Linked DNA regions of Homo sapiens: region 1 is linked to region 2. The links are chromatin loops, found by intact Hi-C in ENCODE. Cell type or tissue: A673. All regions are shown on one strand. Each heading gives the region's core, and the rest is flanking DNA. Links, peaks and the distances in the headings are about the cores only.

What was found. Hi-C counts contacts between places; a loop is a spot of excess contacts. Peaks named below come from ENCODE experiments on the same cell type or tissue, not always from the same donor. Only the 100,000 strongest peaks of a DNase experiment are listed, where the experiment ranks them.
Region 1: a loop joins it to region 2, with 2.2 times the contacts of the local background. A loop is called at or near these places in 9 of 110 quality-filtered maps.

The regions. Positions count from the first base shown.
Region 1 is chr3:148,377,543-148,382,941 of GRCh38, forward strand. The region is part of intron 4 of LINC02046 (long intergenic non-protein coding RNA 2046); the gene reads left to right. Among named protein-coding and RNA genes, the nearest start is that of LINC02046, 99 kb to the left of the region's middle. In A673, for the core only: a CTCF peak has its summit at 2,434 (motif pointing right); DNase peaks (open chromatin) are centred at 2,429, 3,719 and 4,079.
Region 2 is chr3:148,448,394-148,453,792 of GRCh38, forward strand. All of the region lies in intron 3 of LOC105374150 (a long non-coding RNA gene), which reads right to left. Among named protein-coding and RNA genes, the nearest start is that of LINC02046, 170 kb to the left of the region's middle. In A673, for the core only: no CTCF peak of the experiment used is centred there; a DNase peak (open chromatin) is centred at 2,678.

The DNA of each region.
Region 1 (5,399 bases), core at 63-5,062, 71 kb before region 2:
TCTCTGATAATCAAAAAAGTATATACTTGATATACTTGAATTCATGAGAAACATACTCACTGAGTTCTAATAACATTTTCCACCAAACTCTTAACGCATTCATAATGGTTTATTTAAAATAAGTATTTATTAAAAATGTAATAAAACATGACAGTTATCATTGTCTGACTTGCAAGTAACAGGACCTAAATTCGAATTCTGGCTTTTTCATTTGCCAGCTTTACAGTATTACTTTAAAGAAGTTACTTAACCTCTCCAAGGCTTACTTTTATCATTTATAAAATGAGGTTAATGATACAACCACAGAGATCTTGAAAGAATTAAGTGTTCAATATATATTAATAACTGTTAAAACTAACTGCTTCCTGGCCTCAAAACTGAAAACCTTAAGGATGTATTATATAGAGAGTTTGCCTGTGTATCTGCCTCAGTACTTGGCTAAGTGACTGACATATAATATAGATATAATATTTTATGAGTAAATTAAATGAAAATAATTTGGGAGTTGAATGCAAAATATTTCTATATGCCTATACACTTGCAGGGTACCATCCAGAAAAGTTTTTCAGGATGTCATATTATTCTAAGCCATTGGTCAGGATGGAGGGAGAGAAGGACTTAATGAGATAAGGGGTTCCTCTGTGACTTTACTTTTGACATTTGAACAAGATAGTGCTGAAATTTAAATCTACTCGTATAGATTTCAAGTTCACTTACATATATACTTAAAAACTCTCCTATGTTGTTCAAATAATTAAATTTATTGCTTTTCAGAATTTATGCAGAATTGTGAGGCAAAACTTAAAAAATTATATGAGAATAAAGGCCAGAAGGTGAGTATAGGAAGGAAGCAAAACTATCTCAATAATTTAGGTTATAAAAAATTCTTATGTGAATGAGTTACAGAATTCTCAAGCTTTATTTGAGATAAGACACAAAACATGAAGCTGAGAATTGTAATTATTTCCTACAACAAAAAGTAGAAATAATTTAACACATAATGTTCTAATAATTTGACATTTATTCATTGAATATATATTTTTCTAAGGTATTTTTAGGTCCATCTTGTCCATACAGTAGCCACTAGACACATGAGACTATTTAAATTTAAATTTATATTAATTAATATTTAAAAATCACGCTAGGCACGGTGGCTCACACCTGTAATCCCACCACTTTGTGAGGCCAAGGCGGTCAGATCACTTGAGGCTAGGAGTTCAAGACCGGTCTGGCCAACATGGGGAAATCCTGTCTCTATTAAAAATACAAAAATTAGCCAGACGTGGTGGTGCATGCCTGTAGTTCCAGATACCCAGGAAGCTGAGAGATGAGAATCGCTTGAACTTGAGCATGGGAGGCAGAGGTTGCCATGGATCTGCAGCCTGGGAGTCGAGATCACACCACCGCACTCCCGCCTGGGTGACAGAGCAAGACTGTGTCTCAAAAAAAATAAAATTAAAATTTGTCCCTCAGTCACACTAGCCACATTTCAATTGCTCTATAGCCACATGTGACCAGTGATTACCGTATTGGATAGTTCAGAAAACATTTTTATCATCACAGAAAGTTTCATAGGACAATAACTCTTCTAGATAGTTTGGGGTCACAAAAAAGGCTGAGGGCAGTACATTATAGCCAAAGAGCTGAAGATATGCTAGAGGCGATGAAACATGAGCAAAAACCATTTTAATACAAAACAAGTTTTAATTTTACAAATCAAGTGCCACAAGAACACTAGTGACCACAGAAGACTGTTCGTTAAGATTTGAGTTTAATTTTGAAGAATGAACAAGATATTTACATTTGTTGCATGGCTTTAAGTTTCTCTTTATGTAAAAGATAAAATTTCTAGGGCAGCAATTATAGGAAAGTGAAGATTTTTAATGCTATTCGACTAATGTTTCTTCTTACTTTATAAGTGTTGTGTCTTTACTAGAAAAATCTAAGGGGATTTTACTTTCATCTTAAGATTTTTAGATCTTTCATCGTTCCTTAACAATTATTTGAAGACTCCAGAAATAATGCACTTCTAAATTATTTTAAATTCAAAATTGCTTCATTGAGATTTGGTACTTAACCTAGTTCATGTTAAGAAGCAATGAATATGATGTGTTAAATGCAAAAACAATGTGGTATCAGTGCTATGAATTTAGTTTATAAATTCCTTCCTGAGATAAAAGCATTCATATTAAAAATACAAAAAAGTATTTTTTGTTTTGTCCGATTCATCACCTCTCTACATCATTTTCTCTATCTTCCTAGGAACACAAACACAGACACTACATAAGGCTTAGAGCGTAAAATGGTAGGAAGCTATGACACTTGCCTGTTGTACTCAAGAGCATTACTGACAGGCTCTCACTTAATACGATGGAAAGAACCTCCCTTAGGTGTCCCAAGGAGGTGTAATAACTTACTAACACAAGGTGGTGCTCTGTTCTTATGAAACAGCCTGTCTTTGCTTTGGTTCTAGGAAGCAGAGGTCAAACATTCTTACAGCTTGACCATTTTTCTTGAAGGTTTTAAAAACTGTTAATGTCTCATTCTCACTTAAAAACCTCATCCAAACCATTTAAAAATCATTCTTAGAAAGCTGTCCTAATCATAATTCCAACCACTCAGGGAGGATCCAATTTATCTCATTGTTCTCAACAGTAATTTTGATGGCAGTAGGCCTTGGATCGCTCACTGATTGCTTCTTTTCATTTTTCTCTGTTTGTGATCCTTTTGATCAGATAGTTCTTACACTTTTTTTGGGGTTGTCTCAAGCCTATTGTTTCTGTAAACTGATCAGACTTTTTCCAGACAAAACTGCCAGATTGACCTCCAAATAAATGATTAGAACAACTTTGACTCTCCTTCAGCTAACCAGTCTATTATTATTTATTTATTTCATTTTGCTTCCTACGTATGAACATATATAATATATCGTTGTATAGTTATATTAATATGTTTACCTGTTGGTAAATCTCTAATTTCATCCTTCCTGTAGAAAAACCTTGACAATGTAATTTGAAAATGTGACATGCAGTTAACCACATTTAAATAATCCTCCTTATGACTGAACAGGAAACAGGCCAATGCCATATTCCATTTAATGATATTTTTAAGGGAAGAATAACTATAGCTTCAAATATGGATATATATGTACACATATATGTGCATCTACATATAACACAAAAATATACAAATTATAAATATCTATAAATATTCCTGGAAAGAGCTAAAGGCAGGATTCTAGCATTACATAATTTCACATATGCCAAATCCTCTAATCAAATGGAATCTGATTATTTATGCTGCCAGGTAGTTATATATTTCTTTCTAATACTTCTCAAGGAAACTTTCCATAGCTGTCTTAAATTTCTCAAGGACATTGATCTCAAAATAATCTCAACCTCTATTCTTCTATTCTGAATCTTATGAAAGCATTTATCTTGTTTATAAATAGCTAAAAACTTCTTAAGAAATCAGACTGGAAGAGGTTGCATATATTTCAAACATTTTAAAATCACAAAACAAAACCAGTAAGTCAAGAAAATAGACAAGAAAAGATTCCATTTGTTTTAAAGTGTGTTCTAAAATCATATCACTAATGAAAGTCTGCTGATGTCATGACAATGTCATAGCTTCAGCTCTTCAAAGAACATGTTGTCTGGTTACTATAGCATTGCTATATTTGGATTAATTAGAAACGGAAACGTGGATAGCATTAGCTTTGAAATTAAATGAGCCCCCTAACGGGGAAGCTAATTACTGAATTCATTCTGAAGATCTGTTTTACTCGTGAAAATTTAGGTTATTAAATTGAACAATATGTGCTCAGGACTAGAAATGGAAATCAGGGCATCCTCGGACGGAGCACAGGGGAACCAGTGGCTCTTATGGAGCCAGACCTGATATTAGTCTTTTGTTAGAGAGGATTATTATTGTTAATATTGTCACCTTTATGACAAAGGTTCTAATATGAAGAGTACTTGGAATTCTTAAAAAGCTTCCATTAGTCCATTCAATACCCTACTCTGACTTCCATTAATGTATCTTCCCTACTGTGTGATTAGGAAGCTCCACCGGAAGCCATAATCTGGATGCATTGGGGAAGATTTAGGGAGGAAACTTTTCCATAAGCTTGAAAGACAAAAATGGCATTTATCTGGGTTTCAAATGTTTCTTCTCCTTGAGGTTTCGTTTTCTGAATTAAAGTTTGAAGTGAACATACTATATATTCACAGTATTGTGCTTTTCAAATGTCCCCCTCACACAAACATACATACAAACACAGCAAAGATAGCAGGAGGCAGGTTATGGTCAGAGAAAATTCAGCTCCCTTTGTTATGCTATTTAAGTAATCGTTAAGTACATTACTAATATCCATGGCCATTTTTAAAACCAAGTAGCAATAACTAGTTTATCTCACTAAAGCACCAAGATCCTTAGGAACCAGAAAGAAGCTTTTCAGCATCACATCCAATATGCCCCTAATACTTAGTAAAGGCTGATATGATGATGCAGATCTTTTGATCACTTTTGGGATTAAGATCCAAGTTATGTTACTAAATCCCAATTCAATAAGGCAGTGCGGAAGATGCTGACCTAGCAGGGTCTTTATAACTGAAAGCCAGTGTTTGGTTTTATTGACAGAACTTTGTGCTAAAGACATGGAGTTTCCCAGCTACTTCAGGGTTATCCCAGTTACCTGTTCTCTCTCCACCTCCCACAGACTATATTGTGATAATCTCTAGAATTATCCCCAAAAGGAAGAAATAAAACATCTGCTTGGTGTATTCCTTATCAATCTTTATTCTATACTTCTCTTTCTGGATTCTCCATGATTCAGAGCACCTCCAGCCATATTCCAGCTGTGTGGTGCAAAGGACCCAGGCATTGTTTTAAAAATTCTTGAATCATAATGAACTAATAAGGTCCTCAATATAGCATATTTCTCTCATTGTTTAGGTGAGTTAAATTATTTGTAAGTTACAAAAGCCATGCATCTTTCTTGTTTTACTCCAAACATCATATTGGCACTTCATAATAGAAAAATTGAAAGTTGGCTATGTGGTAATATACTTTTTATCATAGACTTGTGTAATACTGTATTAATATATAACAAGTCCATGTAACATCTTTATTTTGTCTAAGAAATAAGTCTAGAGAAATGAGTGATTTATTTTTATAGAAACTGCATCCAAGAACTGCAGAGTTTTCAGCCCCAGAAACAAGAAAACAAGAACCTTATCAAGATATGGGTGCTGTAATGGGCTAGATTTTTCTTTAAAAAGAAAGAAAAAAGGAATAGGGAAGGTGTACGCAGTCTTGCAAATGAGGCAAGAACTGTTCTACAGAGTCAGGAGAGAGTCGAAATAAGGATGCCTGATGCTGAGTTGCAGAATCATTAG
Region 2 (5,399 bases), core at 321-5,320:
ACACAATAGCTTGGCATGCACCAACATGCAGATAGTTTAAATTATTTGTTGAAGAAAAAAATCAATATTTAAAACCTCTTCACAAATTAAACCAGCAACAATACAGCTATACTTCAAAACCTCCTTACTTATGATTTGCACTTCCTATTTTTGACTCTCAGAGAGTCAAAACACCTTATGAATCTGAGAAATTCACAAATTTAAATGTTACTGATCTGAAAACTGTGAGATGATTAAAAGAAATTAAGATAATTGAATTTGGTTTTGTTTGTAAAATGTAAACTTTATTGCTGTTCAAATTCTGTTGCATTATTTTTAATATAAGCCTCTCTCTTAGAAGGTCCATGTTGTTTGGTAATGATTAAAAATCTTAAAAGATGTGCTTAACTCAGAGAAATATTTGTGTTAGTTCTTCACATACTTATCTGATCATAAGAATAACACAGAGTGTTATTTCAGACTGTCTTTAGAGTTTCTGATTTGATAGCTCCAGAATAAACCCTAGGAATCTGAATTATCAGAAATGATTCTGGGTGGGTGATGCTTAAAATCAGACGAGTATGGAAAACACTGAAATGCATATTCTGAATTTTAAATTAAATTTCATTTAGTTCTATTGGTATATATAGCAAATACCTATTTTTCCCAAGTACTGAAACATAAAGATAACTACCAAAATTTCTGCCTGTTAGCTCAGGTGGTTAAAAACTAAACTTGATATTTTTTCATAAAACAAATTCTCTTAAATATTCTAGTTTTAAAAAAACAAAAATAAATGGGACTTAATTAAGTTGAAAAGCTTCTGAACAGCAAAATAAATAATTATTAGAGTAAACAGACAGACTAAAGAATGAGAGAAAATATTTGTAAACTCTGCATCCAACAAAAGGACTAGTATCCTTTGAATCTACAAGGAACTCAAACAAATCAGCAAGAAAAAAACAAATAAGGCCATTAAAATGCAGGCAAATTACATAAATAGGCAGCTCTCAAAAGAAGATATACAAATGGCCAACAAGCATGGAAAAATCACTAATTATCAGGGAAACGCAAATTAAAACCACAATGAGATATCACCTTATCCTAGGCAGAATGGCCATTATTAAAAAGTCAAAAAACAATAGATGTTGGTGTGGATGTAGTGAAAAGGGAATGCCTATATGCTGCTGGTGGGAATTTAAAGTAGTACAGCCTCTATGAAAAACAGCATGGAAATCAGTATGGAAAGAACAGAAAGTAGATCCGGCATTTGATCCAGCAATCTCACTAGCGGATATCTACCCAAAAGAAAATAAGTTATATCAAAGAGATACCTGCATGCATATGTTTATTGTAGCACAATTCACAATTGCAAAGATATGGAATCAATCTGAGTGCCCATCAACTGATGAGTGGATAAAGAAAATGTGATATATACACACCATGGAATATCAATTGGCTATAGAAAGGAACAAAATAATATCTTTTGCATCAATTTGGGTGGAACTGGAAGCCATTATTCTAAAGGAAGTAACTCAGGAATGGAAAACCAAATACTACATGCTCTCATTTATAAGGGGGAGCGAAGCTATGGATACAAAAAAGCATATAGAGTGGTATATTGGACATTGCGGGGATGGGCATAGGGTGAGAGGGAGGTGAGGAATAAAAACTACATGTTAGGTACAATGTATGCTAGTCAGGTGACAAGTGCACTAAAATTGTAGACTTCACCACAATACAATTCACACATGTAACCAAAAACCACCTGTACCCCTAAAGCTATTGAAATAAAAATAAATATTCTAGTTTTGATAGTTAATAGAACTTTTGACAATCAAATGTTTTTTTAGTTTTTAACTTTGTTGTAAATCTTGAGAATGTGGATGTGCTTTCTTTTTAATAAAATCAGCCTCCAATGTTCAACAGAAAACACATTCTAAGAGGAATACTGCCACCTTAGATATTAACATTTTGTCTTCAAAGTAAGTTTTTCTCTATTTTTCATTAATGTGTATGAAGGAGTCAAACTCCAAAAGTTATGATAAACACGTTTTTAATCCATGTGAAATACACAGACATACGTGTACTTCTGTATTTCTGATTAATTAGGGAAGGTCTTCAGGAAAGAGATGCACTGTCAAAAGTTTGATTCCTTATAGGGAATGTGTTACTATGTGCTAAGTTTCATTCTAGCACATAGTAAAAAAGCAAAGTTGAGACAGCCATCATTATCATTATAATTACCATTTTATAAATGAAGAGACTGAAGTTTACTGAAAATAAATAATTCAAGGCTACATATTTTAAGTAGTAGATCTTGGACTTGAACAGAGTAAGTCTGACAAAAAAAAAAAAAAACCCAACACAAAAAACCTGTGTTCTACTGCTACTTTATCTTTAATCTTTCTCCTAAGTATACTGATAAAATACAAACATTATTAAGTTGGTATCTGATATGGTTTGGATATTTGTTCCCTTCAAATCTCATGGTGAAATGTAATCCCCGGTGTTGGAGGCGTGGCCTGTGGGAGGTATCTGGGTCAGAGGAGTGGACCCCTCATGAATGGTGTGGTGCCCTCCCTACGGTAGTAAGTGAGTTCTTGCTCTGTTAATTCATGTGAGAGCTGGTTGTTTAAAGGAGTCTGGCTCCTCCCCCTGCTCTCTGTCCCTCTCTCACCGTGTGTTGCACTGGCTCCCCCTTCACCTTCTGCCATAATTGTAAACTTCCTGAGTCCCTCACCAGGAGCAGAGGCTGGCACCATGCTTCCTGTACAGTCTGTAGAACCGTGAGCCAAAATAAAACTTCTTCTCTTTATAAATTACCCAGCCCCAAGTATTCCTTTATAGCAATGCAAGAACAAACTAAAACAATTTCCTTCATAATCTCTTAATTTTTTTTCCTGTTTGGGGGTAAAGTTTTAGAAAATTAACAGCTCTGTGTTTGATGAGCTGTGAAGCCCTAGTGTGGCAGAGGTTGTCTGGGACATAGAGCAAGCTACTGCTGCTGCTACCTTTAAACTTAAGAACAGAAGGAAAGATTAGTGTGCCATTAGCTAGAACTGACTTTCAGAACTAACAAAAGGCTTAGAAAGATATTCTCAAGAGTCTTAGGGCTGTAACATAAATAAATTTGGCTGGAATATTTTCAGAGATCTCTTAACCAAACTGAGGAAACAGAGACTAGGTTGGTGGCAGTCCTCTTACTTGAAACCAATCACCTTCTCATTCCACCACAATTTTCTTTTTCCCATCGCTTTCTGTCAGCTTTTAGTAATAACAAGGAAGAAATGGCTTCTTGTCACTTAACTTTTAAAATGAAAAAGTTATATATATATATATATATCTAATGATGTATATATATATCTAATGATGTATATATATCTAATGATATATATATCTAATGATGTATATATCTAATAATATATATAATGATATATATATCTAGATATATATATCTAATGATGTATATGTATATCTAGATATATATCTAATGATGTATATATATCTAATGATATATATAATTATATATATAATTATATATATATCATTTTATATATATATAATTATATATATATATATATCATTCTGTCTCTAAGAACTGTGTTTCATTTAATATAGAAAAAAAAGGCCAGTCCTCTATGAGTGTTGTACATTCTGAATTGTTTTGAAGAAAACATGCAAACTGACTGCTCCAAGGTTGTGAAGCTCTTAGGCCCTTGGGTTGCTGATTTACAAGTTGATGTCCACATGCTGTATCTTTTTATGTCTCCATTTATAATGCAGTTATGCAAGCAAGTTAAGCTATAAGGACATCATCATTGATGTTGCAATTTGTGTATATGTTTTCTACCTCATTACATTCTCATCTTTCTAGCCCAAAGCCATGGGATTCTGGCCTAGGCTATAGCTTACTCTCATAACATAATGAAAAATGCAAAATCATCACAGAGAAAGCTGATGGTTAAAATCTTTACCCCCAGTCAGTTGATTTATTGGTGTATATGGCTTTAGAGTCAAATAAAAATTTGTCCAAGGCAAATTCAGGTAATTTTCTTCTTAGTATTTCCAGAATTCCCACCTGAGAGAGCAGGTAATTTTCAAAAGCAGAAATTTTAGCATCCTGTCAGTAAACATTTCTGTTTTAAAACAAAACCATATAAACAACACACAGAATAATAGTATGGGCTGTTTCTCTACAAAATCATAAAGTTTTAGATTATCTAGTAAATGGATACATTTGTAATTGATGCTACTTTCCCACTTCTGTAGTTTATAACTTAACAAGACAATTCTGCCTTCTCAATACTATATTGTCATGAGGAAATGTCTTCTGTGATTCTAGACATTAATGATTGTTTTGGAATTTTCCCTGATCAACTGATTAATCCCCACCCCGACTCAGCGCCTCAGACACAGAGTGAGGCCAAGAAATATCTGTTGGCTGAAAATACCCAATTCATTTAACCGAATTAACTGTTACTTAAAATAAAAAATCACTGGGAAAAGTCCACAGCAGGAAAGAACAATTAAGAAATTAAGAGATTAATTAATTGTCCTTGCCTACTACTATTTACAAAGCTATTCATTTGTTTGCTTAAACACAAATATCTATCTATCTATCTATCTATCTATCTATCTATCTGTCTATCTATCTCTATCTTTAAAGAAACGTAATCTTGCAAAACATTTATGGAGCCTGGATTCTTTACATGAATTGAAAAAAGTTGAGTTTTTATAATTTGAAAACTAAAAAACAACTCTCTTTTTACATGTACAAATGTTAGTGTTAACAGACATAAAGATAACTTCATTTTATAATCTCTCGTAAGAAAATATTTTTCTCGTCTGGCTATAAGTGACAAATGTTTATCCTAAGGCTTTAACCTCCTAGTTCCTACTTCCAACTACAGCACTTGCTTATAATATATTCACACTATGCAAAATTTATATATTAACTAAAACTTATATAGAAATTATCATATACATCAATGCTAAAATTCTAACACACCTGAAGAGATAAGTTTATCTGTCCATTATCTGCCTCAAAATAAGAGTAATTGAGGAAGGAGAGAAGTAAAAAAAAAAATTGGGGGAGATGAAAAGCTATACATCACAGGACTCAACCTCAAAGCTATGTAACTTTGATGCACACATAGATTACAGTAAATAGAGTGTGGGTTAAATAAATAATAGAATATGTTCACAAAATAGTAACATTGGCAATGTCCACCAAAACGAAGGCTGTTGAGGCAGAAATAATTTGATAATGGTTTATTGGAAGGCAAATGTGAGGATTGACCTGGGAAAACACACCAACAAAATTGGGAGTGTTCTGGAGTCTGTGACAAGTTGGAAGGCGTTTATAAGAAAGCTTGGAAGGGAGGGGGGACTCCTCATATGGGAGTTGTCCATTATTA